2 separate regions of the Homo sapiens genome follow, and region 2 is linked to region 1. The links are chromatin loops, found by intact Hi-C in ENCODE. Cell type or tissue: gastrocnemius medialis. All regions are shown on one strand. Each heading gives the region's core, and the rest is flanking DNA. Links, peaks and the distances in the headings are about the cores only. Region 1 holds the start of LOC102723708 (a long non-coding RNA gene). Region 2 holds the start of LOC105371159 (a long non-coding RNA gene).

Evidence for each region. Hi-C counts contacts between places; a loop is a spot of excess contacts. Peaks named below come from ENCODE experiments on the same cell type or tissue, not always from the same donor. Only the 100,000 strongest peaks of a DNase experiment are listed, where the experiment ranks them.
Region 2: it touches region 1 in a loop (9-fold over the local background); 2 of 110 quality-filtered maps call a loop at or near these places.

What each region holds. Positions count from the first base shown.
Region 1 is chr16:29,221,539-29,236,327 of GRCh38, reverse strand. LOC102723708 (a long non-coding RNA gene) reads left to right here and starts at 7,805. Exons shown (of 2, transcript NR_188602.1): 1 at 7,805-8,145; 2 at 10,481-10,745. RefSeq lists a silencer at 6,557-6,748 and an enhancer at 14,009-14,509. In gastrocnemius medialis, for the core only: CTCF peaks have their summits at 7,846 and 8,046 (motif pointing left); no DNase peak of the experiment used is centred there.
Region 2 is chr16:29,284,950-29,299,738 of GRCh38, reverse strand. LOC105371159 (a long non-coding RNA gene) reads left to right here and starts at 5,561. Exons shown (of 3, transcript XR_007065044.1): 1 at 5,561-6,057; 2 at 7,018-8,924; 3 at 11,507-14,789. RefSeq lists enhancers at 11,860-12,465, 12,466-13,072, 13,426-14,218, 14,219-14,789 and a silencer at 14,684-14,789. In gastrocnemius medialis, for the core only: no CTCF peak of the experiment used is centred there; DNase peaks (open chromatin) are centred at 6,638, 8,018, 8,648, 10,808 and 1 weaker place; H3K4me3 peaks cover 382 bases; H3K27ac peaks cover 2,773 bases.

The DNA.
Region 1 (14,789 bases), core at 5,114-10,113:
CCGAAACCCTCCACTGCTCCCCAGTTCTCCACACCCTCTCGGAACATTTCCCAGGCTGGCCTCATTGCCGACTTTCTTTGGTTTTCAGAATTTCTTTCCAGATCTGTGTTAAAGCCATCATTTTTTCTGGCCTGTGCGAGTCCTCACACACATCACTCACCCCCCATGACTGCTCAGAAAACCCAGCTTCCTCCCCATAGAAAACGTCTGAAATGATCGCGCATCTCTGACACCTTGTCACTACACCAGGGACAGTGAGGCACGGGGTTTGGGAGCCGGTTCCGCATCCGTGCCTTGTACTGTGCTGCTGTTACTGCCGGACGAGCCCCAGGCCCTCTCTTTGCTTGTGTGCGTTTTTATAGAGAATTCTAGCATCACCCCAAGACTGTTCATTCCACTTTCAGGATTGCCACGCTGGAGCTCAGCCCCTTAAGCTGAATGTTCAGGAAAAAACTATGAGGTTGATGTTAGGCTCTTAATGATGTTTGAATACAGGATTAGAATCCTTAAAAATGCCTTCTCAAAACACAGCCCAAATGGGGAACTCTGCCTAGAACGGGGTTTCTGGGTACGGCCCTGCAAAGTGCTCCTGTACCCTTTAGGAGCCTCCTCGAAGCCCTGCTGTGCCTCAGGAGGCTCCTAAAAAACCCTTCGAGGAAGCCGGGACATAATCAGGTGGTTCTACGAAGCCGATGTTCTGCCGGGAAACATCTCCGTTGCGAATTGAGGTCATGTGTTCGGATATTATTTTCCTCATTCTCCATTTACTTTCCTAAAATAATCAGCTCCTGAGGATTCCTGTGGCAGAGGGCTTCCAGTAACATCTGCAGTGAAATATCGGGGTACAGGGAATGCAAGCTGCTGGTAGGGGCACCTCACAGAAGGAGGCCTGGAACACAATGGCGATGGACGCAGGCTCTGCTCCCTCGGCGCTGCCCCTTAACGCGAGCACTGATTTTTACATTATAAATCCTGCAGCTGGCGCACACTTGGGTTTCTATGGAAGGTCCCCAGCACTGTGCTCTCCGACTTCCTAGATGCCTGGAGGCCGGTCGCCAGCACCCAAACTGGAACTTTCAGAGCAATCACTCCCTTTTCCACGTCTGAAGGATCCAGGTCTCAAGAGTGACAGTGAAAAGCTGCAGACTTCTCGGCAGCAAATCCAGTGAACACCCCACTCCAGGACCCTTTAGATTCCAGAAGGCCAAGCAAAGTCATTTGAGACCACAGCGGAGACAGCTGTGACCATCCTGGAATGCCCTCCCACCCTGGCTGTGTGGGCGCCTTGTGCCTGATTTCCTCTTAACAGGGTCCTCCTGCGTTCTGGCCAAGGCGGCTCACAACCATTTTGAAAAGTATCTCTTCCTCCTGTCGGAGAAAATCCTTTAGAAGCTTGAAGTCAGACATCTTTTCTCTTCTCTACCTGCCTCCCTCTGCATGGTTTTCCACGAAGAGGGACGAGGAGGGCCTAGCGGTGCTGGCCAAGTGGCCTGAAAGAAGTGGGAAACAGAACGGCAGGGGCTTCCCAGAATCTCTCCTGGTCCACGGGTGTCACGATCCCACTCTGCCCAGTTCCCAGGATGCCCAGAAAAACAGAGACAAGGCCTGGGGCACCCTAGCAGCTCTATGTGGCTTATGGGGCATCTCCAGCTGCTCTATGAGGTTACGGGGCACCTACGGCTGCTCTATGGGGTTACGGGGCGCCTCCCGCTGCTCTATGGGGTTACGGGGCACCTCCTGCTGCTCTATGGGGTTATGGGGCAGCTCCGGCTGCTCTATGGGGTTATGAGACACCTCTGGCCACTCTGTGGGGTTCATGGGGCACCTCCAGCTGCTCTCTGGGGCTTATGAGGGACTTCTTTAAGATTCTATTTCAAAACCCACACTTGCTATGGATTGAGTTGTGTCCGAGTCCTACCCCCGACCTGTGTGAGTGTCGCTTGGTTGGAAATGGGCTCTTTGCAGATGTAATTAGTCAAGATGAGGTCGTGCTGGAGTAGGGTGGGCCCTAAATCCAATGACCATTGTCTTTATAAAGCGAGAGACACAGAGATACACACACACACAGGGAGAGACACAGAGCAGAGGCCATGTGAGGATGAGGTGGGACTGGAGTGGCATGGCCACAAGCCAAGGACACCTGGAGCCACCAGGAGCTGGAAGAGGCAGGAAGGATCCCCGGGAGACCCCCGAGGCAGCATGGCCCTGAGACACCTGGATTTTGGTCTCCAGGCTGAGAGGGAGTGAGTTCCACGGCTTTGGCCCCCAGCTCCTGCCTCCACCCCCGCCCCGTCCCCGCCCCCACCGTCATTTGTAGTGTTTTGATGCCGCAGCTCCGGGAGCTCACACGGGGCCCTGCTTCCTGGGCTGCTGTGGGATCAGGAGAGGAGGCAGGCGCGGCCCTCAGGTGACAACCCCAGGCACCTGTGTGCGGACTCGCTGACGGTGGTGGGGGAGGGCCCTGGGCACAGAGCGGGCGGATGAGTAACCCACCTGAGCCCTGAGGACCCCATTCTTCCTAGGCCCGGGTCTTGGCCGTGTCCAAGGCTGCAGCCCTGTGGGTTGGGGGCTCCTCCCTCCCTGGGGGGTTCCTCACTCTCCGAGCACCTGGGCAACTAGAGGCTGCTCCGGACTCACCCTTCACCGCCTCTGCCCCTCCCACTCCGAGCTTCAGACCTGCTCTTCCCAGCCCGTCTGCCCTTCCCACTCCGAGCTTCAGACCTGCCCTTCCCGGCCCCTCTGCCCTTCCTGCTCTGAGCTTCTTCTTTTCAGCCTGACTCACGTCCCCTGCCCCTGCTCCGATTTGACCACTCTCCCTACGCTTGTCACTGAGCACTGTACCTGGATTCGGTGGGGGCTGCCTGCACTGCACAGAGACTGTCACGGCAAAGGACAGGGCGTCGGCCGTGGCACCCGGCTCAGGGCCCTTCCCTCACCTCCAGCCCTCAAGGCCACCACGAGGCCCTCATCTCACCTGGGCTGCCGGGACCTGGCCTGGCCTCCCCTCTGGGGCTCTTGACCCCCGGCCCCTGCCGCTGCCCCTCATCACCTCCTCACCCCCAGTGCTGACCCAGAGCAGACTCAAGAGATGCAGGCAGAGGCTGAGGATGCTGCACAGGGTGAGGAGTGAGGCGCCCCCACCACCAACCGGCCACCTGGAAATGCAGACACAACGTTTCCTAAGGTCTCTTCCAGAAACTCAAAGTCCATTCTACACCCCGGAGCCTCAGGTTCTGAGATGCCTTGGACCAGATGTGCTTCCTGCGGTGCCAGAGCCAGCATCTGCCCCGCCCTGGGTCTGCCTGGGAGAATGATGATGGATAAGAGACAGGTGCCACAGACACCTCAGGGGCGCACCTGAGAGGTGCTGGCTGTGCTCCTGGGGATAGGTGGGTGCAGCTTATCCACGGGGGCACCTGGAATGGCAATGAGAGGACTTTAGGACCCACAGGCGGGCAGGACAGCCAGAGCCTCACTCTAAGCACCCCCGGTCCTGAGCCCGAGCCAGAGCAGCCTCCTGCAGCTTTGGGCAAGCTCCTGGGCTGTGTTCAGCCACTTCTGTACGTGGAAAATGCAAGGTTGGTGTCTGCCTCACAGTGCAGCCACCACATGACTGGTGTGGGGAACAAGGTGTGTGATCCTTGTTATAACTGGTTAATAGGAATGACAGCCAACACGGATTCGCAGGTGCTGTGTCCATGCCTCACACCACAGATGCTGAACCTGGCATTCCAGCCACTCTGGCCACTGCCCGTGGGGTGGCTGTGGAAACATGGCTACTCCTGGGGGGAGCACGGCAGGAAGTCACTAGAACCTCAGAGTTAGTGGAGGAGTCTCCTCCAGGCAAAAAGGGAGGAGGAACAGGAGGACACCCTGGACCCAGCAGGGTGGGCCCACATGGGAGCCCCAGGCCATCAAGAGACACCACGGCCCCCACCACCTGTGGGTTATCATTGTGAGCACACAAATGATAGGGTTCAGAGCTCCCCCACCCCTGCCAGCAGCCGGCGCCTTAGGGAACTTCTGGCCCTTCCCAGCCTCAGTTTCCTTATCTGTAAACCACAGGCCAACACGAGCAACGCCAGGCACTGGCATGTAAGGGCCTGCTCAAGATGGAGTTGCAGGGACACCCGGAGACCCCTGGGCAGGTGCAGCCTCACCCCACAGTCCACTCCAGGGCTGCAGGACTGCCGGCAGCCACAGCTGTCTGTGCCCAGCCTCCACGCTGAGAGTGGTGTTTTAACCCTTTGTTTTCATTTTTTTTTTCCTTTAATTTATTTATGAGGCAGAGTCTCACTCTCTCACTCAGGCTGGAGTGCAGTGGCGCAATCTCGGCTCACTGCAACCTCCACCTCCCAGGTTCAAGTGATTCTCCTGCCTTAGCCTCCCAAGTAGCTGGGATTACAGGTGCCTACCACCACGCCTGGCTAATTTTTGTATTTGTAGTAGAGATGGGGTTTCACCATGTTGGCCAGGCTGGTCTCGAACTCCTGACCTCAGGTGATCCACCTGCCTTGACCTTTTTAAAGTGCTGGGATTACAGGCGTGAGCCACTGCACCCGGCCAACCCTTCATTTGTAAAGGGTTATTTTCTTTAAAAAGAAGACACAATGCAGAGAACTAGAGTGAACTGCATTCACCTTCTGCCCCGTTCTGGAAAAGAGGTTGCCACCCCTGGTCCGGACAGGTAAACTGAAGCACGGGGTGGGGAGAAACTGCCGTTCAGTGGTGACAAGGACAGCACTGGGGACCTGGGGGGTGAGGATCCCCGGGACACAGAGGGGCCCAGCCTCTGGCTCCAGCCCGCTTGATGACGTGGTCCCAAAGAAAGACAGGAGTCAGCTGGCCCGGCCCTCTCGCCCACACACACTGGGGCCTGCTGCAGGCAGGGCCGGAGGTCCCCAAGGCCAGAGCCCACCGTCCAGTCTCCTGTGGCGGGAGCAGCCGGGGGCGGCCGGAGGAACGCGACCTGAGTGGGAGGGCGGGGACACTTTGCAGGAGGACAACAGAGGAGTTGTGGCTGCTCACACGCAGCTACTCAGTCTCGGCAGCCTCAGAAGACTTGGAAACACATCTTGTTTATTGGAATTCCTCTGCAAAGTCACATTTTATGTGTTTCCTCTTCCAGTGGCTTTAGAAGTGAGACCAGGCAGAGGGAACCAGCTGCTGGTCCCTGGTCTGGGCCGCCCCTACCTGACTGTGGTTTGACGTCCAGCCCAGGGCATTTGCAGAGGAAAAGCAGCAGCTTAGGCGGAGCAGGGTGAGGGCCGATGGCGCGGCGCCTTCTCGGGTTGCAGCCCGGCCTCCGGGGAAGACAGCTCAGCTGGGAGAGCGGAGAGACCGTAGGGGCTGGAGTGTGTTCGCTCCCTGCCGTCCTTCCGTTGCTGGCCACCGGGCAGGTGCGGTCCCTTCTGCGGTTCCTCGGTCCCCTATGGGGCGTGAGCATTGGAGCTTGTGGTTTCTCAGCTCCTTCCAGCTCTGAGGCTTCTGTCCAAGCAACCCAGGCAGTGCCCGGACACAAAAGATGTCCCTCATCTCAGGCTGACAGGGAGAGCTGGGCACAGGCTATAGCCCTTTCTCCGTTTCCCACTTCACCCGCTGGCTCCTGCTCAGCTTTTAACTTCTCCCCAGATGCCGCCTTCTGCATGAAGCCTGCCGGGGTTTGGCTGTGCCACTGCTGCTGACACACACCCCACTGCCGTGTTCTCTTCGGCCATGCCAGGCACTCCTCCCGTCGCCTGTCATCCTCCCCCCGGGGCAGGACCCCCAGCCCTCACCTGTTTGACCGTCCCAAAGCCGGGGGTGGGAGCGGGAGGCTTTTGGCGAGGTCATGGAGGGAACAGGGTGGTGAGCCCGGCATGAAGGGCCCTTGCTGCAGGGTCCTTGGCCCTGCCCGGTGGAGAAGGGTCATGGGACATGCAGTCCGGCCTCACCTTTGGAGTCTCCACCAAGACAGCCGAGGACTCAGAGAGGCTTGATCTGTGGGACAACGAACCAGCGCCTCTGCCTGAGCCCCCATCCCAACTCCCAGGTGGCGACGCTGAGTCCCTGGAGCCACACAGAGAGTGCTGGAATGGTGGTGTGACCTGAGGCTGCCCCAGCCCTATGGCCAGCACCGTCCTCCCTGCACCTGGCCTGAGGCTCTGTCCCCTCCCCTGTCCCCCCAGCCAAGCACCCTCTGTGGAACATAGAAGCCCAGTAACTGTAAAATATGTGGGTGGTCTGAGCCGGCTGGTTCTGGAGAAAAGGAGATGGGATGTTCACCAAAGAATGTCAGAGGAGAGCGGGCTGGGAGCAAGGGCGCCTTCACCAAACAATGGTTGGCACAGGAGGTGGGAGAGGAGTCCTCAGATCCACAGGCCATGGGGGCAGGTGGATTCCTTCCCAGCTGGCTGTTCCCACCTCTGAAGACCAGGGACATGTGGGCCGGCGGATTCTGCAGTGACTGGTGAGCCCTGACCTGCTTTCATTTGCCCTGTGCGGCAGGATTTCCCTTGGAAAACACCCTTTTGGTACTGAAAGTCACCTCTCTGATGAGCTCCACAGTTGGCTCTAACCTGTTCCTGCCTCCCGGGGTTGTCAGGTGCCAGGGCAGACCTCTGGGGACCCACTCACAAATGTGTCATCTGTCAGGCGGGAGGTGTCCACGCCCTTGACCGTGAGGTCCTCATTCCCATCTGCAGCCTCCTCGTAGGAAACCAGCAGGGCCCTCAGCTGCGGTCTGACATCTCCTGCCAGGTCACGGTGGAATGGGAACCCTGGTGGGATTTGGGGGAGGGTCGAGGGTCAGACTGGAGCACTGGGTCACAACCCACCTCAAACATGGCCTGCAGAGCCCAGAAGACCCCAAGCCAGGTAACAGAGAACATGAGGCGGCAGCAGCGCCTTGTCAAGCAGCCGCCCTGGAGTTGCCAGGGGCCCTCGCCTCGGGTGGCTTGCGGGGCTAATGCTGACCCAATGTGAGCCACACACAGGCTCACGTCTGCTGCATTTGTGCCTTGCAACGTCCCGGCGTGACCAGCAGAGCCATCGCTCTCTTTTTAATAAACAGAGAGTTGGTGAGGTTGTGAACTCTGTCCAAGACCACAGAACCACCATAAAACAAAGTCCAGGTTTCACAACTCCAAGGCCTGGCCAGCTAAAAACCCATTCTGCTCGCCACCCATCCATCAAGAAACCCGTCAGCCTCAAAGTACACACTCCAGCACTCACCTGCTTCGCCAAGGCCAGGTGGGCCTGCCCTGTCACTGCTAGCCATGGGTAGACATTTACATTTAAAGTGACAAGAATTAAATACAATTTAAAATTCAGCTCCTTAGCTGCACCAGCTGCATTTCCAGAGCTCGACAGTCACGTGTGACTCGTGGCCACCTTACTGGACAGTGCGGATCTAGAATGTTCTGCCATTGCAGGAAGTTTGGACAACTGCAATAGCCTCTGCCCAGCCCCCCACCGGAGGAGGCTTTAACACATGTAATGAGGGGTCTGCCGGGCTGCCCACGTCCCTCAGGCCCCTGCTCCAAAGTCACCCGCTGGGGAGGACGTCCCTGACCTCCACATCTGAGACAGAAGCCCCTCCCCACACTCTATCCTTTCACAGCTTTGTCTTCAGTGCACGTGATGTGGGATATGTCCTTCTATCACGCATCTCACCCCGTGCAATGCAGGCTCCATGATGGCAGGAAAGGGCTCCGTCCTCAGCCCCAGGGCTGGGCACACAGCAGGTGTGCCCAGGAATTAATCATTTCCAGACGCTGGCGCAGCACCTGGTGCCCAAAGCCATAGGCCTGGGAGCTGTGCAGGTCTTGCAGGCAGACGACACCACTTAGTGGACGCGATTTCTTCCCTGGTCCCACTGCCTGGTGCGTGCAGAGAAACTACTCCCAAGTGGGAAGTGAGTGGCTTGTTGAGGCTTGGGACAAAGCTCAGGGGTGTCCCAGGTGAACCCCCTTCTCTAAAACAAGCAGGTCCCTCCCTGCTCCGACACTGAAATGACATCACAGGGCACTGAGGACGTGGGGCCCGTCCCCGGCTGCTGCAGTGCAGTGCCACCTGCAGGCCGTGTGGCCTGAGCAGGCTGTGTCATCTCCAGGCCTGCAGTCTCTCGTCTGTAGGAAGAGGATGATCAGTAGCCCAGCCTTGGAGGTTTGTGTGGCGGAGGGGGGAATAAACCAAGTAACCAGGGGCGGGAGCTTAAAGAGTGATTGCACCAAGCCACATTCTGCAGGTGCTGGGCCACGCTGGGGCCTGAGTGTTTGTGTCCCTCCACATTCATTTGTTGAAATCCTTAACCTCAAAGTGATGGGATTAGGAGGTGGGGCCTTCGAGAGGTGATGAAGTTAAGAAGCAGAGCCCTCATTAATGGGATTCGTGCTTTATAAGAGGCCCTAGAAAGCCCCCTTACCCCTTCCGCCATGTGAGGGCGCAGTAAGATAACCATCTATGAGGAAATGGGCCTCACCAGACACTGACTCTACTGATAAGTTAATCTTGGACTTCCCAGCCTCCAGAACTATGAGAAAGGAACTTCTGTTGTTTATAAGCCACCTAATTTATGGGTTTTTTTGGTTTTTTTTAGAGACAGGGTCTCGCTCTGCCACCCAGGCTGGAGCACAGTGGTGAGATCATTGCTCACTGCAGCCTCAACCTCCTGGGCTCAAGCAATCCTCCTACTTCAGCCTCCTGAGTAACTGAGACTGCAGGTGCACACCACCACACCCAGCTAATTTTAAAATGTTCTGTAGAGATATGGATCCTCCTGTGTAGTGCCCAGGCTAATCTCGAACTCCTGGCCTAAAGTGATCCTCCAGCCTCAGCCTTCCGAAGTGCTGGGATTACAGGTGTGAGCCACCATGCTTGGCCTCCAATTTATAGTATTTTGTTAAAGCAACCCAGATGGACTAAGACAACTCTCATAATCAATATCATCATCCTTATCATCACCACCATCACCACCATCATCACCACCACCACCATCCACATCCACATGATGATGGCAGCCATGCTAAGGAGTCATGGAACCCATGTTAAAGGTATGGGAAGACATAGAGGCACATGGAGGAGAAGAAGGATGAGAACAATGGAGATGATGATGATGATGATAATCATGGTGGTGACAGCAGCAATGATAATGATGGAGAAGAAGCAGGAGAAGACGGTGGTGATGACGATGATAGTAATGACGGGACCTGGATGACGATGATGGCCGTGGTGGTGATGACAATGATGGTAATGATGGTGGTGATGATGGTGGTGATGATGATGATGGTAATGATAGTGATGGTGGTGGTGATGGTGGTGGTGGTGGTGATGGTGGTGGTGGTGATGGTGGTGGTGGTGGTGATGACAATGATGGTAATGATGGTGATGATGGTGGTGGTGATGATGGTGGTGGTGATGATGATGATGTGGTGATGGTGGTGATGATGGAGGTAATGGTGATGATGGTCATAGTGATGATGGTGATGATGATGAGGATGATGGCGCCGGTAGTGACGCCGGCGGCGACGCCGGTGGCACCTTTATCACCACCATCATCACCATCACCACCATCATCACTACCACCATCACTGCCATCATCATGTGATGACTCTCAATACTGTCCTCATCATGTGTGACTTGGACTGTGGACCAGCCCCTCGGGCTCTGCTCTGCTGACCTATATTCTTTGTCTCTTGTTCCTGAGAAGCTGGGAGTTGAGACCCAGTAAGGTGTTGTACAGACACTTGTGACCCCAAATTCCATGAGACAGAGGACCTCCCATTTTCTTTTCCTTATTACCGCATGTCATCTTCCTGCACAAAGTGGATAAGACCTTGATGTCTGTCTCCGTTTCCCAAAAGAGTTACCAAGGGGGTGTTTTCCGAACTACCTGGCTCAGACTTCTTTCCCAGCATGGCCTGGTGAGTGCCAAGGAAAGGAAGCTGAGGCTCTACCAGCAGCCTTAGACCTGACACAATGTCCCTGCTCCATCTCCCTGCAGGAGCCATGCTCACCCCGAACGCTTCCACCAGCTGAGGCTGCATGGTTTCAACAAGAGGAATTTGTTTCTCATAGTTCTGGAGGCTGGAATTCCAAGATCAAGGTATGGCTGACTTGGCTTCTGATGAGGGCCCTTCCTGACTTGCAGGTGGCTTCCCACAGTGTCCTCACAAGGTGAGAGAAGGAGCTCCAGCCTCTTCCTCTCCTTGTAAGGACACCAATCCCATCATGGGGTCCCAGCTTCATGGCCTCATCTAAACTCAATCACCCTCCAAAGTCCCCCCCTCCAAATACCATCACGCTGGGTGTTAGGACTTCAATATACAAATTTGAGAGGGAGACAATTCTGTCCATAGCAGGCCCCTGGGGTCCCCAGCCAGAGTAACCCCACAGAAGCTACCAGTAAATCTCCAAAGCCATCACCATAGCCCACCGAACATTTCACCTCTGCCTGCGTTCTGAGAGTGGGACTTGTTCATTGTTCTGTTTTAATTCTCAGCAGGGCCTATGACCATGTCTGATGTTCAGGGAATGAAGGAGTGAAGAAAGCAGGAATGAACGAAGGAAGGAAGCAGCTCCAGCAATTGGTTCCCAGGCAAGAAGCTGGTGGGGTTCTGACTTCTATCCCGATTCACACCCTTTCCTCCTGCCCTCAGGGCAGTCCTTCTCCTGCTCTTGTTCATTCATCCCCTTCAGCCCTTTCTTATTCTCTTCTGTAGCCGAACCACAAAAAATAAATACATTAGAAATGTTTTCCGAGCTCATCAGATGCATCATGTCTATTTCTCTGCCCCAGCCCAGTGGGGTGGGTGATGCCTTTGCAGCCCCCACTTGCCAGGGGCACCTTGTGGGCATCTAGATCTCCAGACCTCAAAGCCAGCACCCACCCAACTGCAGGGTGCTGTCTGCGCTGTACGCATTCTGAGAGCTCCGTGGCCTGGGCCAGCCCCAGCTGGAACCTCGGGTGCCCTTCACTCTTCCAAAAGAGGCTGTTTGCTTTCAAAGAAAGGAAAGAGTAGAACTGCAGACTGCATTTGGCTACACAGCCTGAGACTCCTGGGAACAAAATAACCCACACAAACAAAATCCACAAGGAGCCCCAAGCCTTCACTTCAATCCACTTGGCTCTCAACACCCTCCTGGTCTCATATTTTCCTTTCTGTCCTTCAGAGGAGGGTAGCTAATAAGACTTTGTCTCTTGCCTCTGGTAATTGTTTCCTAGTGCCCCTAGCACTGCTATAACAAATGACCACTGACTTAGAGGCTTCCAACCACACACATCTAGTCTCTCCCAGTTCTGGAGGTCAGAGGTCCTAAGGTCCAGGTGTTGGCAGGGGCTGGTTCCCTCCGGACACTCCTGGGAAGAGCGATGATGAACATCTATTGTTCTAAAGTCCAGTTTGTGGCAGTGTGTTACAGAGGCAACAGGAAACTGATACTCCATAGAAGTCAGTGGGAAAGTAAGACTGCAACAGGTCACAGCACTCCCGTTTACACAACATACTTCCTTAGTTCAAGCCAACACCCTCCGCTGTTGAGTTCTCCAACAGCCTCAGCTTAGCCTCTATCTCAGCCTACCAAATGCAACAGAGATGCTTCTAAGACACACTCTTGCCTGTGTTGCTTCCAGCCTGGAGTCTTCAATAGCTCCCCATTGCCCTTAGTACAAACACTGATCTCAAGCATGCATTGTGAGGACGTGGCTGTGTGTGATCCCTGGATTTACTTCTCCAGTGCATGCTCTTCTCCCTCTCCTTCCTGTCCTCCCTCCTCCACCTCCTGAACACAAACCTCCACTAGTTTCACAAACACGCCACCTGTCCTGTTGTATAAGAGGGTGAGTGCCTGGTGTGGTGCCGGGTGCATGGTGGGGCTGTGCTGGGACTGAGCAAGGTGTCACCTCTGGTTCAGCCACTACCCAGGCAAGTGCCCAGGGTTTCCACTTTTCTCCTCTAAAAATGACAATATTGGGCCTGAAATTAGCCTTAATGGTCTACCCCACTCCTGTGAGTTAACAACAATCAAAACATTTTGGGCCAGGAAAAAAAGTTGCCCAGAAAAATGAGAAGGTTTTGGCCTCGTGTATCCAGATTAGCTGTTTGTGTGGACTGAGACCCATCCACTGGTCTAAAGCCCCCAGCCCCATGTATGGGTACCCATTTTGCAGCACAAAGGGTCAAGACAAGACAACAAGAGAGAGAAAAGTAGAGGAAGTAACAGGGTGGGTGGGGTGGGAAATTGTGATAAGGATCTTGAAAGTTCCCCAGAGTCTGGTTGCCTCCTGGTTGGTTAAAATTTCTGTGCGTTTTTCTTTTCTTTTCTTTCCTTTTCTTTTCTTTTTTTTTTTTTTTCCGACACAGTCCCACTCTGTCACCCAGGCTGGAGTGCAGTGGTGCAATCTCGGCTCACTGCAACCTCTACCTCCTGGGTTCAAGCGATTCTCCTGCCTCAGCCTCCCAAGTACTTGGGATTACAGGTGCCTGCCACCATGCCCAGCTAATTTTTTGTATTTTTAGTAGAGACAGTTTCATCATGTTGGTCAGGCTGGTCTCCAACTCCTGACCTCAGGCGATCCACCCACCTCGGCCTCCCAAAGTGCTGGGATTACAGGTGTGAGGCACTGTGCCCAGCCTGTGCCTTTTTCTATGGCAACAATTAGCACAGAAAACAATTCCCCCATAGGAGCATTTCCCCAGCACCCAACCTCGTGCCTGGCATACAGTAGGAGCACAATAAGTGCATGTGGAATGGTGGATAAATGAACGTGCCTAGTGCTTTTCTAGAGAGCACATCCCAGGGGCATGCAGACACGCATGTCCAGGTGTCCAAATATCCTTCCCCAACTCCAGTCAGAGAGAGACCATGAGAGACCCCAGCTGGGAAGAACCATCACATCCCCCCATCAGAGACCCCGGTTGGGAAGAACCGTCACATCCCCCCATCAGACCTTTGCTCCCCTTCTCCTCTGTGGGGCTGACACCCAAGCATTACCATCCTTATCCCTCCAGCTCTTACTTCTGGTGCTATCTGGAGACATGCATTTGGGTTGTTACGATCAGAAGTGACAGTGGCAGCTCTGCACTTGCGAAGGTCCAATAGATGTATAATTGAGTCAGTGCAGCCGACTGCGTTAGGAGCTACACTTCCTCGAGGCTCCAGAGGCTCTCTACAGAAGGCCAGTGTATAAGCAATGTCCTTTCAGTGTTTTTAGTGAGACATCCTCCCCTCATTGGGGAACATTCTAGACACAAGGTTTGAGAAAGAAGGACCTTCCTTTCCAAAAGGGAAAAAGGAGGCCACATTTGGCTTACTGAGCATCCATTCTAAATGGCATTTGAGGTGCCTCCTACGTGCAGAAGCAGGTAGTGACACAAATGCAGAAGGAGTGGTGCATGGTGCCCACACCGGGGACTAGCATCTAAGGCTGTGCTCCTCAAACTCCACAGACAGGTGCCCCCGGAATCTCGTAGACATGTAGATTCTCGTGCAGTGGATCTGGGCAGGGGGAGGGTCTGCATTTCTAATGGGCTCCCGAGGGCTACAGAGGCAGCTAGCCTGGACTGGGATCCATGTTCCCAGCCTGGAGACCCGTGGCACTGGCCATCCCTGAGAGTTTGTTTGATATGCAAGTTCTGGGGCATCCCAGACCTCCTGTCTCAGAATCCCTGGCAGTGGTGCCTGGGGACCCAGGTTGAACAGGACTCCCAGAGATTCAGATGCTCTGGCAAGTCTGAGCACCATGGGGGCCAGACCATGGCAACAGCCCATCCAGGAGCTGCACTTCGCCCTTCCTGCATGCTGTAAGATGTCATTAAGCAGCCCATGCCCCACTAGGCCAGGCACAGCCTCAGAACCCTCCAGGCAGCAGTCCAGGCCCCCAGGATGATAGTACGACACCCCAGGTCTACACAGACACTAAGGAGACAGCAGATGGTCCCCCAAGATGTGCTAGATGCTACCCAAGTGAGATGCACAGTTACACGGGTGCTCGGTCCGGGGAGGGAGCAGCCTGTGGTGCTCTGGGGGAGAGGAGGTGTTGGGGTGTCACAGGAGAGGTGAGACGTGATCTGGACCTTGGAAGGAAAGGAGGAGTTGTCCAGGGCAGCAAGGAAGGGCACCCCAGGCAGGGGTCACGGCACTGGCAGAGGCACAGAGGTGGCAAAGCTTGTTGTTTGCTTGGAAACTGCGTGAATCAGCTTAGGGCCAGGCCCTGAGCTCCAAAGTGGAGATGGGGTTATGGGAGGAGAACTGGGGAGCAGGGGAGCCAGGAGGCTGGTGTGAAAGACAGGGCCCGGGATGCATCCCAGGAAAGCCCCTGCCTACCCGCTTTTCTTCCCAGGCCCCTTTCCTGAGACCCTGCTGGGGAAAAAGAGACAACAGCGCAGGAGGAGGAGAGGGCAGTCAATGTGATTTCAGACACTCCAAGATAAACAGGGAAACTAAGAGTTCAGACTCGTTACATTGGCCATGGGAAAAATCACCATTAGGCACCGCATTTTAATACAGCATTCTGTCTGGTTTTGATTTCACAGATGTAAAAAAAAAAAAAAAAAATGCAGGCAATCTGGAATTAAGTTGGACTACTTCCAACTGTTTCTATAAACCACATTTGGGATTCTTCCAGCATTTCTGAGATTCAATTTACAGAGATTTCTTCAAGTCAAAAAAATAAAAAAGAAAGAAAAAAAGAACCTAAATACCCTCTGTGGGGAGCAGTTGTTGGGGTCCCGGCTGGTGCCATGTTCCCACAAGGGGCCTCCCTGTCCTAGTGTAATTGGCGTAATTCACACTGTTCTGATTACAGAGGG
Region 2 (14,789 bases), core at 5,889-10,888, 63 kb before region 1:
TAAAGCAGACATAGTTTTAATTTTTTCAGGAACTTCCATACCGTCTTCCACAGATGCGGTGCCATTTACATTCCCACCAACCGTGCAGGAGGGTTCCAGCGTCCCTACGTCCTTGCCAACACATGTTATTTTCTGGTTTAGCTTTGTGTTTTATGGTAATTATCTTAATGGGCGTGAGGTGGTATGTCAGTGTGGTTTTGATTTGCATTTCCCAATGATTAGTGATATTGTGCGTCTTTTCATGTGCACGACTTTGTAAAATAAGTTCTATATAAAAATCCTTTGTTGGATGGATATTATTGAGGAACTACTGCAGAGTAATGTGGTTGTGAGGGACAGAACCATGACTGTTTTCCTCTGAAGGTCATTCTTTTCCTAGCATAACACCACACAGGATTGCAGCAAGTGGCTTCAACTGGCAACTTCATTCATGTATCCATTCACTCACCCATCCATCCATCTATCCAGCTATCCATCCACCCACTCACTCATCCAGCCATGTGCCTGCCTGTCCACCTACCCACCAGTCTATCTATCCATCCACCCATTTATCCACTGTTCATCCATCTATCCACTCGTCTGTCCATACACCCACCCATTCATCCATCCGTCCACTCGTCTATCCACACACCTACCCATTCATCCATCCGTCCACTCGTCTATCCACACACCCACCCGTTCATCCATCCGTCCACTCATCTATCCACACACCCACCCGTTCATCCATCCGTCCACTCGTCTATCCACACACCCACCCGTTCATCCATCCGTCCACTCGTCTATCCACACACCCACCCGTTCATCCACCCGTCCACTCGTCTATCCACACACCCACCCGTTCATCCATCCGTCCACTCGTCTATCCACACACCCACCCGTTCATCCATCCGTCCACTCGTCTATCCACACACACACCCGTTCATCCATCCGTCCACTCGTCTATCCACACACCCACCCGTTCATCCATCCGTCCACTCGTCTATCCACACACCCACCCATTCATCCACCCGTCCACTCGTCTATCCACACACCCACCCGTTCATCCATCCGTCCACTCGTCTATCCACACACCCACCCGTTCATCCATCCGTCCACTCGTCTATCCACACACCCACCCGTTCATCCATCCGTCCACTCGTCTATCCATACACCCACCCGTTCATTCATCTGTCCACTCGTCTACCCATACACCCACCTGTTCATTCATCTATCCACTCGTCCATCCATACACCCACCTGTTCATTCATCTATCCACTCATCTATCCATACACCCCCCTGTTCATTCATCTATCTCACCACCCAGCATACAACCATCCACACCATTTATCCACCATTCATCCATCCAGTCACCATCCATCCACCTACCCACCCATCCATCCATCTACATCAACCCACTCATTCATCCACCCATCTAACCACCCAGCATGCATCCATCCTCCCACCCACCCACCCATCCATCCACCCACCCATTCGTCTATCCACATATCCATTCATTACTTCTCATCCATCCATCTACTCATCCACACATCCATTTATCCATCCATCTAACAACCCGCAATTCATCCACCCACCCATCCATCTACCCACCCACTCGTCTATCCATCCACCTACCCATTTACCCAAAATTCATCCATCTACCCACTCATCTATTCATCCATCCACCCATTTACCTATCCATCTACCCACCTATTTATCCCCAATTCATTCATTCACCCACTCATAAATCCATCCATCTGGTCTGTCCACCCATTCAACTACCCAACCACTCATCTATCCATGCACCTACCCATTTATCCACAATTCATCCATCCACCCACTCATCTAGCCATACGCCCATCCATCCATCTGTCCATCCACTCACTCATTCATATATCCATCCACCCACCCATTTATCCACAATTCATCCATCTACCCACCCACCCACCATCCATCCACCCACCCTGAGAGCCCTGCCATGTCTAGAATCTGACACTGTGCCCCAGCCCTGTCTGTTCCCAAGTCTGTTGAGTTCTTGATGGTCAGTTCCTACTTAGTCTCCATTGGACCTGCCTGCTGTGGTGACTCAGCTCCCCTGCCTCACCTTCGCTCTGACCCTTTGTTGATTCCTGCATGCAGCTCTGCTCTGAGCTCCGTGGGGATTCCTGCTGTTGGGGCCTGGCCCCCTGGATGCTCTAGTCTCAGACCCTGTTGGGAGCAAGCAGCGTCATCAGGCGGCTTCCTTTCCACGTGCCACACATGCCGTCCTACTGAGGCCTTTGAGACCTTTGCAGCCCAGCCCTGGAAGCCAGTCCGCCCACTGTGAACTCACACGGCTCCCCACACTTCATGCCTCTGTCTGGGCTGTTCTAGCCTAGGCCACCTTCTCACAAATCACCCTCATAGTCTGCGAAGCTGCCTCTGGCCCCGGCCCCGGCCCTAACCCCCTCCCTGGGGAAGAGCAGCTGCACATGTTGCCACATTCCCACGTACTTTGTCCAAATTCTGCACAATAGCTTTTCCGCAGGGTCTGTTATTACCAACAAAGATGATGACGGTGACTAACGTCACCATGCTCTCCCGGAAGCCAGGCCTGGGCTCGAACATTCTGTGCAGAATCTCACTGAATCCTTTCAACAACCCTATAAGGCAGGTTCTGTTACCATCCCCCTCTTATAGAGGAGGACCCCTGAGGCTCAGAGAGGGAATGTGACTCACTCCAAGTCACACAGTGAACAACTGAGCTGAATCCCAACCCAGGCCTGTCTGATTCCAGAGCTGGGATGTGGACCGGCCATGAATCCTCAGCCTGGATGCCAGCCCCGAGACGGGGGACCCACACCTGAACTGTCTGTTCCTGAACTGGAAACAAGAATGAATGAATGAATAAATGATAGAATAAATGGGTGGAGGCTCAAGCCAACGGCACTGATCTCAAAGCCCAGAAGTTCTCGGCGGTTAGCCCTCCACAGAAAGCCTTGAACACCACACAGAAGTGTTCAGCGACGGACTTTTCCTTCCTGGAGAGGAGGAATGAGAAGAAGGCAAAAGCCAAGAGAAAAACAAGAGGCAGAGGAAAGCAGCCTGGAGAATCTTCCCGTGGAGTGAGCATGATTGCTTTGGATACTTGGAATCTGGGCACAGTCTGCGAAGCATCGAGTATGGTAAAAGCCTTTGGTTTTGTATGCTGCAGACGGATGGAACGTCACTGTCCAGGAAGCTCAGGCACAGAAGCATGCACACAAATGCCCAGGGAGTCTGCATGATAAGCAGGCCCTGAGCAGCCACGTGGAGTCCGGCCTTGTCCTGAGCTTCTGACTGTCCCCATTTTCCATACCCTCCAGGCAGCAGGTGCGAGCGTCCAGGACCGTGGCGAGCTGGCCGGCCACATGGACACACACAGCCATCAGCTCACGGTGCTGAAAGGCCCAGCTGGTTTGTGAGCAGCCAACCAGATCTCCTCCCCTTCACCCTCAACGTCCTTGGGAAGGATGGGTGGCAGGGCTGGGAGGCTGAAGGTCAGGGAACTGGAGTCCCCTGGGCCCAGGGTGGGGAGCAGGGCCCTGGCCAGACCCTCTCTCTACCCACATGGGCTTGGGGTCATCCAGGAGGATGCATGCCAGAATTCCGGTCCATGAAGATTTGGCATTTCACTGCAGGCGCAATTTACCTCCAAGAAGAAAAAAAGCTACTAACGAATGCCAGTCTCCAGCTGATGATGGCTTGCCCTGTCTACAGGAGGCAGTGCTGATGTCACAACCACCTAGAAATGCAGGACGCGAACCTAGATCCTGGATGGTGGTTTCTAGAAAACACTCTGCTCTAAAGGAGCCGGGGCTCCATGGAGAAGTGGCTGAGTCCAGGGCGTGGGCAGGAGAATGACTGGGTGCACCTGGAGCATCTATGCCGGGAAGTCAGACACACTCAGAAAAGGTGGGGACACTCCTGACCACCTCAGGAGCCATCAGAAGCCACTGAGGTTGTAACTCATGGAATAGAGTAGCAACTCACAAGGCCATCCTGGTGACAGAAAAACCAGCAACTGTGTGCTGGGGGGATTGGTCAGCAGTTCCCGAGAGCAGAATACCAACCAGCAGGTGCAAAAGACGTGATTTAAACAAGCGTCCCGGTAAGGATGGGCGGGAGGATGCCACACAGACATGGTGGGAGGAAGCAGGGCAGCCCAGGTGGAGGCGGGGCCCACAGTGTGTGCAGGGGTCTTAAGAGGTCCGTGTGTTTGGAAAGTCACATAGTAAGATGTTGACAAAAGATAAAAATAAAGATGAGGATTGGGAAAAAGAAAAGAAAAAGAAAAAGAATGTGCTGCAGGGTGATATTCATCTCCTGTGGGAAACACCAGTTCTACCCACCTGCCACAGGCCCGGCCGCCAGGGTGCACCCACCTGCTGTAGGCCCGGCCACCAGGGTGCACCCACCTGCTGTAGGCCCGGCCGTCCGGGTGCACCCACCTGTCATAGGCCCGGCTGCCCGGGTGCACCCACCTGTCACAGGCCAGGCCGCCTGGGTGCAGTTTTTATCCCTATTTTGCAGGGAAAGAAGCTAAGGCGCAGAGAAATTATGCAGCTTGCCCCAGCCGGCCGTGGAAAGTGGAAAGACTCAAACCCAGTTCCACTGGTGTGGAGCCCAGCTCCTGCCTGCCCTGCCTGCCCCGCCTTCACCTGCTCCTCATGGAAAGACTGGGCTGTGAGAAAGGGGAGGGCTGAGCAGAGGGACCCAGCACACCCAGCCCTCACCCAGCCCCTGCATGGCCCAGGCCCTCCTAGGTCAACTGAAATACCATCTCTCCTCCCGGCAGCCCGTGACCTTCCATGCCCTTCCAAGGGCCTAAATGTGATGTCACTGCCCAGGCCCAGGGCTCTATATGTCCAAGGATCCCCTCCCTCTTCAGGGGAGGCTCACAGAGGGGAGGTGACCTGCCTGGTATCCCACAGCTCATGGGGGCCGGGCTGGGCATTTTCCACACAGAAAACATTTGATGTACTTCAAGCGAGTGTCTGGGGCACCCTCCCAGGCTTACCTCAATAAAAATGTTATGGTGGCCCGGGCTTAGTGACTTGCTTCCAAAGAACAGAGTAGAGCAGTGTGACAAGCGTGACCTCAGCCCAGCGGCCCAGGTCAGTGTCGACAGCCACACGTCCTGCTGGCGGTGCCAACCCCTGCGGGGATGTGAGGCACCAAGCACTTGACCCCTGCATGTTCTTCCTGAAAACCCAGGATCTCGCTCTACCCAGGAGAAAAACGCCAGGAGAACTCAAATTGAGGGACAGTCCACAAAATACTCAGCCGGTCCTCTTCAAAACTGTCAAGGTCCTCAAAAATAGGGAAATTCTGAGAAATGGTCTCAGTTGAGAGGAGGCCCTGGGGATGGAGTGTCACACGGGGTCCTGGGACAGAACAGAGATGTTGGTGAAAAAATGACTGAAATCAGAACCAAGTCTGACATTTGTTTGTAGTCAGTCAATGTTGTTGACGTACAGACCAACGTCATCTTCTCAGGGTAGCCAAATGCACCATGGAGACTTAAGACACCAGCGAGGGGGAGACTGACAACGGGGCATGGGAACGCAGGGCTCATGCCACAACTGTCCTAGAAATAGAAAATTCTTCCAAAGTAAAAAGTTTATGTTTAAAATATAGGGAAAAGACTTGAATAGACATTTCACCAAAGACGACATGTCAATGGCAAATAAACACATCCAAAGGAGCTCAACCTCCATGAAGAGGGGAAAAGCGCATCGAAGCCCACTGCACACCTGCTGGAATAACCCTGATCAAAACCCAGAGGATGGCAGGAGCCGGTAAGAATGTGGAGAAATCGGTTCCCTTGCTGCCGGGGGGCATGGGAAATGGCTCAGCCGCTTTGGAAAGCCAGCTGGTGCTGTTAAAAGGTGAAAGGTCGGCTTACTCAGGACCTGGCAGTGCCACCCCAAGGAATCTATGTGAGTGAAGTGAAACATACCGGACACTCATCGCTGCATTATCCCAAACAGCCCGACCTGCAAACAGCCACGGTGTCCCTGCTGACCCCGTGCCTCCAGCACAGCCTCCTCCTGGACTTGGGTAAGTCAATCCCCCAACAGGTGCACCCTCCCCTCCATTTCCACTCAGCCCTTATCCCCCAGGGACCCACTCCACACCTGGGGGCCCTGTGTGGTGACCTCCTGCCAGGCCAGCCTGCCCCAGAGGGAGGAACACAGAATCCATTTGGAACCAAAAGGGACTCAGCTCAGCCGGGAAAAGTAGGCTCTTTATTTCCAGCCTCACTGACCATGCGCTGCTCTGTGCCCATGGTGGGCCAGCCCTGGGCATGAGGAGATGAGCAGAGCTGGCCCCCGGACCCCTCCTTACCACGTCTGAACGGACAGCACTTCTGTGTCCAGGGGTGTGCGCCGGGCTCCCGGGCAGACAATCCCTGGGCTTTCGCGACTGGCACTGAAATGAGGCTGGGCAAGAAGGCACTGGGCCAGATTCCTCCCTGGGGCACTTAAACGGGGCCACAGGGAAAGAATCGATGTGGTGACGGGTGGAGGTGGGGCTCCATGGCAGCCACGGTCAGGAGCAAGCCCTCGGCAGCAAGGTATAAATAAGCCAAAGTGACAGGGGCAGATGAGTGACACGGACAGACCACATGCAGAGAGTGAGGGCGCCAATGGAGGGTGCCACCGGCCAGTGTGAGCCGCAGGGAGAAGGCAGATAGAGTGAGCTCCAGAGTCCTGACCCACGGACACCCAGGTCCTCTTGCCGGGCACCCGGAGCGCCTGGAATCCAGTTCCCGAGGCCTTGGCGGGGGCTGCTGCTCCAGGACCCCCTGGTTATGGCTGGGATGAGTTTGCAGAGGATGCCCCCACCACCAAGCTCACACCTATAAACACTGATCATACAAAGTGTGTCATTCTTGTCACACCAACTAAAACTGCCTTCGGAAGGCAGGGGAAAAGTACTCAGGGCACAACACTGCTCCAAGAATGGAATTCTCTGCAAGTCCAGCTGCTGAAACTGCCTTTTGTCACCTGGGACCAGTTTTATCCACAGCTGCTGAGGTCACTTGCTCCAACTCCAGAAGGAATTCTGCTCACAGCTGTCACACTGACCAGCACGTCCCAGGTCCTCAGAACTTTCCCAGCGCCAGTGAACTTTCTCAAAGAGCAATAGGTAACCTTCTCCTTTCTTGTAAAACCACCAACCTTCTACTGCTTCTCCAACCTCCACCATTTACCTGGTCGGCACATATGCCCCAAGATGCAATCCTTTCTTCCCAAATAAAACGTTAAACTTGGAAATTCGCCTCTACATTTTTATTTTGACTTGAACATACCCCAGCAACCGTGAGACCCCGAGGACACGAGTGACCTTCCCTGCTCCTGGTTCCTTCGTGTGCACAACAGGCCGTGCTGTCTCCTGGAGCCTGGGGCCTGGCACCTGGGAGCTCAGCCAGAGCGGCCCCAGCAACCTCCCTGTAGCTCCAGCAGTGCCATCCCTGTGGTCAGCGTGGACCTGGCCTCCCAGTGGCCCCAAGTCCCCCCATAGCTCCAGTACTGCTGTCCCTGCAGCGTGAACCCGGCCTCCCAGTGGCCCTGTATTCCATGGAGGCCTGGGCCCCCTGCCCTCCTGAGCCTCACAGTGACCAGCCAGCCTCACACGCTGCTGACCCTCAGTAGTGGCCAACCCCGTGTCTGTCGGAGGGCACAGGCCACCATCCCCATGGAGCTCAGGCCTGCTGCCTGGGCAGGGGCCCTCCAGGAAGCCTGGCACTTAGGGGTGGCAGCTCAAGCTTGTTGGGGGTGGGGAGCTGGCCGGGCAGTCAGGGCCCGTCATGTGCGACTTTGGGCCAATCCCATCCCCTCTGGGCCTCTGTTCCCATTTACCAGAGAAAGATGGTCTCCGCTGAGCCAACCACCTTCATCCAAACCGAAGGACAGAAACCACCTCTGCTGAGCCTGGAAGCAGCCAAGGGAGTGGAGAAGCCGGCGGGGATCCCCAGGTTGGGCCACACACACCCCAGTGAGGCTGCGGGAGAGACGTGCCACCTCCCGAGGTGCAGAGTTTCGCAGGGCACAACCCACTCCCGTCTGCTCCTCCAGCACCCTGTGACCCAGGATGGGCGGGTTTCCTGTGCCCCACTTCACAGACGGGAACATTGAGGCTGGGGGGAGCTGAGTGAGGAGTTTGCGGTCCCCAGCCACACGGTGTGACTCCAGCTTTGCTCAGATGCCACACGCTGCACGCACTCCTTTACTGGATGCACCCGGCCCCGCTGGACACTGACGTGCCCCCTCCCAGGACAGCAGCAGGAGCACCCAGCCCTCCTGGATGTCCCCCTGCCCCTCTGTGCCGCAGCCCTCATGACTCACTGGGAGGCCAAAAGGAAGCCCCAAGTGATTTTCTAGCAGCACCTCCCGCAGCCCTCGGGGTGAGGCTGGGCTGTTCTGCCTGCGAGTGGTGCTAGGGGAACCTCCTGAGGGGTCCCAGGAAGGCCCCTGGCCTCCTGCCTCCACACCCCTGATTTCTTGGATCCCTTTCTTGGTCAGTGAGAGCCGACTGGGTGAAGTCACCCCTGGAGGAGGAGGGAGCTGAAGCAGCCGGTGACTCACTCACACGAGACAGTGGGCGGTGGCCAGGGCAGAGCGGGACTCCCCATTGCTGGCTAAAATCCAGACAGCGCCTTGGCCCGAGGTGTCCCTGACAGGACGAGGGTGGAGTGGCAGCTGCTGAAACCTGAACTCCTCTGCCCTGCCCCCGTCCCTTGACCTCACGCATCTAGTAGGTCAGCGCCAGAGGAAATCCTCGAAGAAAATGGGCGTCTCCCTTGCTGAGCACAGAACCGCAGTCAGTCCTGTGTGCCCGCTCCCTGGATGAGGACAGGAAGGACGTGGGGGAGAGGCCACAGTCACCCTCAGGAGCCCCCAGACCCACTGGAAAGCAGCCCAGTGAGCATCTGAGAAGTACTGCCTGTGCCTGGTGTGAGGGTGCAAGGCGGGGGGCCGTGTGGCCAGGCAGCCTAGGGTTGCGCCAAAGCCCAGCAGGTATGGGACGAGCAGGACCAGACTGGGAGGGGCTCGGGGGAGCGGCGACCTGTGCTGAGCTTGAGTTGTGGCTGGGCTGGGAGGCCGGACAAAGGTGTGTTTCCTCTGGCCATGCAGGGGTCAGGCGGTGGTGCTGGGGAGGACGATGTGGGAGGAAGATGGGGCTGGGATGAGGGGCCAGGGCTGAGCTCAGCAGGTATTGGGAGGTGCCATGGGGCTGTGAACATGCATAGGTGGGGAGGCTGGGGCGGGGGCAGAGCAGGGGACAGTCCTGGAGCCAGCAGACAGGAGGAGGCATCTCTACAGCACCCCAGGCTTGGAGACAGGGCTGGCTCACCTCAAAGGGGGCCATGGGAGAGAGGAAGGTGGGCATCAGGGCTGGCCTGCCCCGGCCCCAGGAATACGTGGGAGTTGAGCTGCATGAGGGGTGGCCAGCCTAGGGCAGGGCAGGAGCCACGGGGCGTCCGCTCCTCTCTGTGGGTTTTGGTGTGGGAGGAGGAAGGACAAGCTCCTCCTGGAAGCAAAGGGGCCTGAGGACCCAGGAGCAGAGTGACCTTGTGGGCAGGGCCGTCCCTGAGGCCTGCTACATGCAGAGGACGTGGCCCCTGTGGCCAGCTTGGTGCCAGGAGCAGGTCCTGGGGGGTGGGGAGTAAGTCTCCCAGGGGCCGAGCTCCATGAGTGCATGTGGCGTGGACACTGGGCCTGCCACAGGGAGGCTGGTGTGGGCAGGAGGCTCCCTGGGAAGTGGAGAAGCGCTTTCTGTGAGCTTGTTCCAGGGCTCTGGTCAGCCCAGCCCGGGGTCTCATGGCCACACAGGTCAGCAGGAAGGGGAAGATGCCCCAGCAAGGAGGCAGGAAGGTGGCCTCTGCCCGGTGCATCAGTCTCGGAGGTGGGGGACCCAGGGTTTGTTCTCAGCAGGCCTCCTCTCCTCCTCTGCCTCACAGGCACCTCTGGGATGGGAGAGGCGGTGTCTGCAGGGCCCTTCCCACAAAGTCTGTCCATCTGCCACTGCTGCTGCTGCAAGGGGCTACGGGTCCTCTGGCGACTCTGAACCCCTCGGAAAAGGGAGGCTTGAGCTGCCCACTGCACCCTTGACCCCTTCTGAGCCTCTCGGCAAAGTCCCAATCCACCCTCCTCAGGAGGTCCCAGGGACTTGCCCACATGGGCACCCCATGCCCTCAGCCAACCAACCCCACCATGGCCCACACGCCTGCCCCTCCCTCTGTCTCCTTGGGGCCCCGCACACGTTGGCACAGAACATCTCCCTGCTGGGTGACCTCTTCCCGCGAGCGGCCCAGGACAAGTGCAGCTTTCTGGGCAGACACTGGGAGCGGGCATTCCCGATTCACAGAGGACTCACCTCGGCGTACTACAGCGGCCTGGCAGAGCCCAGCCTGCAACAGGGGCCTCGTATGCATCTGTTGAGTACACCAGTGAATCCCAATCCCCCAGTTCGTTTTCTACCCCACAGGCCCAACCACTGGGTGGGGTGGGGGAGGCATTTCGCTGGACGCCATGGAGACGCAGTATCGTCTGGGAACCTGAGTCTCTGTAAACCCCGGGGTCGGACAGACCAGTGCCAGCAAGCTCCTTCGCAGAGAGGAACTCAGACACGAATCCCTGGAGACTCCTAGTTCTCATACAGAGCTTGTTTTTTACTTCCATGTTCAAAGTCCGGATTTTCACAGGTCTGCTTCTCCCGGGGGCCACGCCTGCATTTCTGCGAACGATCCCCAGCTGTCCCTAATGAAACGTGCTCCTCCACTGAGAGGGAGCCCAGCCCCACTCAAGTGGGTCAGAGCTCGTCCGTAGGAGGCTGTGTGGGGGTCACGCCACCACAGGACGCAGATCTGCCAGAAGCCTGTTTTATTGCACTTAACTAATTCCCAAGATAAACCACTGGGAATTTCCATGTAAGCACTTAGGCCTCTGTTTATGAGAATCTTTGATCCACTGAGAATGTTTAGAACTCACTGAAGCATCCCTGGCCCTGCCCAGCACCAAGCCTTCCAAGATGCGTGAGGGCAGGGAAATTGTCGGCCTGTGCTTGGTCTGTGGGGATCCAGGACCCCAGGAGGGGACCCCAATAGGGAGCCTCTGCCCCCCAGGTGGTGGGGTCTCTGCTGGGACTCTGCAGGCTCCTGCCCGTGGCCAAGTTCATGGCTGTCTTTTCCAGAGCTGCCCCGGAGCCCTAGACAGCCCCATGGAAGGGCCCATCTTCCTCCGGCCGTGGAGGAAATTTGCAGCCATCCGTGACCTGCAAACTGTAGCTTATGATGGACTGCTCCCCATCCACCAAAGCCCAGCCACTTGGTTTGGAAGCCACTGCCCCAAATGGCCCCTCTCCAGTCACTGAACTGCAGTTCAAATGCCCCACCCCTTGGCTCTTTGAGCAGCCAGCCTGCCTTCTTGCTCTGGGATGGTTTCTTCAAAACCCTCTGGAGTATGTCCAGTTCTTCTGTTATTTCAGGGTGTTTTATTTCCAGCACAGATTTCCACTTCTGCTACCACCGGGATGGAAAAGGCCTCTTCCCTCCGATTCCCCCAATCCCAAGAATCCAATTCCTTCGCTAATGCTGAGTGCAGACATAGTCTCTACAATCCAGAAGGCTGAGTGAGGTGGAAATGTCGGTGCAGCCTGCAGCTCACCTGGTTGTCACTCACAGATCGGCCTCGGAAAGCTCCAGGAAGTTGATTTGGGATGAGCCAGCCATCCCGCACAGATGGTGGGAGGGAGAGGAGGCCGGAGCTTCAGCCAGTGCAGTGCCGTGGCCCCTGTTCTGTGGTTCACTGGGGTGTGAGGCCTTCCTTGGGCTCAGAGAGGGGGCCTCCGAGTCCTCATCCACAGAAGCCCTCTGTGCCACCAGCAGGGAACAGCCAGCAAACAGCCTTCACCCTGAAGATCCAGACGGAATTCTTGGTTTCTACAGCTGCTCCCTGCCTCTCCCCACAGCCACGGGAAGGGGAGTTAACCGAGGCAGCCCCCACCCGAGACAGACCTGCACAGGGCCAAGAACTTGCCCTGTGGTAGGGCTGGGGGAGGAGCGGCTGGTGGACTTTCTGTGTCAAAGGCAGGTGTCACTTTCAGCTCATTAATTTCACTTCTACAGGTTCTCAATCCACCAAAATGAGCTCTTTACAAAGGCCAGGACCTGCCCTTCTAGAGGACAGGCTCATACTTCCCAAAGCTTCAGGACTTGGGGTCCTGTGGCTGCCCATCCGTCAGCAGAACTGGGTGAGGCCAGCTGTGACATCAGACAAGTCCCCTGCCTCTGGCAATTCCTCAGCGGGGGGCATGACCTACTGTGCATTCCAGGGCTGGGGCACATGTACTTACCCCTTAGCCTTGGACCACAAGCCTCCCCCAGCCCAAAATGGAATGGGGACAGCCTCTGCCACAGGGAGGGGCAGGTGGTGCCGTGTGAGGGGCGGTGGCACCCAGGGCTTTTCTCACAAGGAAAAGGAACCTCGAAGTGTTTCTCTCTGCACACTTTGCCTCCCTCAAAGGCGGGCTCCTTCCTCTCCCACCCGCATCAGCAGCTGAGGCCCCAGAAGGGCCCACCTGTGTCCCGCGCACCATGCGTGAGATCGCTGATTGCCTCCTGGGGTAGTCGCAGCATGCTCGAGCCTCTCTGGACCCCATCCCAGCTGTCAACCAGGAAGCCCCCGTCAGGCTCCAAGACCCCCAGACGCTGGCCCGGGCTCCCCATTTTCACTTGATCCTCCCCGCCGTGTTTCTGTCTTCCTGGGGCTGCAGGCATTTTGGTCATGGCTGCATCACACCAGTGTCTGCGTCCGTGGCCACGCAGCCTCCTCCTTTTCTCCGTGTCTTAAACTTCTTTCTGTTCCCTCTTATCGGGACCTCCTGATGACATCAGACGCCGCCCCACCATGGTTCAGAACAATCTTTCCATCTCAAGATCCTCAGTTCAATCACATCTGCAGAGACCCTTTTTTTCCGTGTAAAGTAGCATTCACAGGTCCCAGGGATTAGGATCTGATATCTCTGGGGCCAGTACAGATGGGTTTGAGATTTGATCATGGAGAAAAGAAATGACGGCATTTAGCTCTATATCCTAGTCAACAGGGAGCCGCTGAGCATGACTGAGAAGAACGTCAAAAATCAAGCAGTTTTGTAAAAGAGTAAGGCCTCTCCACTCTCCTAAACCCAGCCAATTTCTCAAAATTTGTGAGAGCGGCGTCCTCCCAGCAGCAAACACAAGGGACACGTGTGTGCACCCAGACCGGCACCTACCACTCTAGACAGTCCCCAGAGCGAGGCTTAGGCCTGACGGCCGGAGATGCAACCGTGGCCAGGGGCCCAGAGCTCATCAAAACCTGCTCAGTCCAAGGCCTTAGGCTGAGCCTGACATCGTGTCATATTGTGGAAACACTCGTTCCCTCATTCAGCCAAATGCTTTTTAAAGCGACTTTTTGGCCGGGCACGGTGGCTCACGCCTGTCATCCCAGCACTTTGGGAGGCCGAGGTGGGAGGATCATTTGAGGTCAGGAGTGTGAGACCAGCCTGACCAATATGGTAAAACCCTGTCTCTACTAAAATACAAAAAAAAAAAACTAGCAGGGCATGGTGGTGTGCGCCTGTAATCCCAGCCACTCAGGAGGCTGAGGCAGGAAAATCACGTGAACCCGGGAGGCGGAGGTTTCAGTGAGCCAAGATCTTACCACTGCACTCCAGCCTGGGTGACAGAGTGAGACTCCGTCTCGAAACAAAAAAACAAAAAAAAAAACAAAAAAAACAAAAAAAGTGACTTTTTATTCTAAAACAGTTTTAGATTTACAGAAAAAATATGTAAATCTGTAAATGTCCTGATGGGGCTTGTGTTCTAGGAGTAAGACATCAGCTCTGCTGCTCAGATGTCCAGGAGGGTCTTCGGCGGAGCCTGGAGCCCCCCACCCCAGGGTCAGGGGTCTCTCCCTGGAAGGAGGGATCAGCGCCTGGACTTTGGGGAGGCCGCTTGGGGGCCACGGTGTGTGGAGACCCTGGGACATTCGTGTGAGTGCAGGTGGGGGTGAGACGCAGAGGAGAGGCATCTTGGGAGGAGAAAGAGCGCGGTGCCTGGGGGTGGCTGTCAGGTTGGGAGATCCTGGGGCTCATAGGGATTCTGGGGTCCCAGGGAACCCCTAAGTTTGGAGGCTGGAAGGGCCCCCAGCTGCCGTGGCCCTGGAGAGTTCCCAGAGTATTTCCTGACGAAATGAACAGAAGACCACAGCCTTCTGCAGCGGAGGAGAAGCATGCGGAGCATCCACATCTACAAAGGCCCCAAAGTGGAAAAACCTGTTGTTTTTCCTGAGCAGCCCGGCTGGAAACAATGGCGGTTTTGTTTCGCAGACTCCGCAGAATCTGGCGGGCAGGGGGATGGGGGCGCCGGATGCTGCAGGGAGGCGGCTGAGGGAAGGAGGGGGCGTCGACCCTTCCTGACCCACGGAGGACACCTCTCTGGCCCGCTTCGGGGGGGTGGGGGGTGGGTCGGTTTGCCCGGGAGGAAATCCCACTGCTTCCCACTCACAAGCCGGTGGGTGGCCGCGAGGCCTGGCCGCACAGCCTCATTCCTGCGACTTTCTTCTGCCTTGTGGCATGGCTTTTTCTTTTCCCCTAAGGAAAGTTTGCTTAAAGAGAAAGAGACACACATACCATTCTCTGGTCCTTTGAAGGGTTGAGCTAAGCTGGGTCAAGAGGAAATGGCTTGCTCAGTCACCCCTGAGAACAAAATACTCCCACGAGTTTTGGTGAGGCACTTGTGTCTTCTC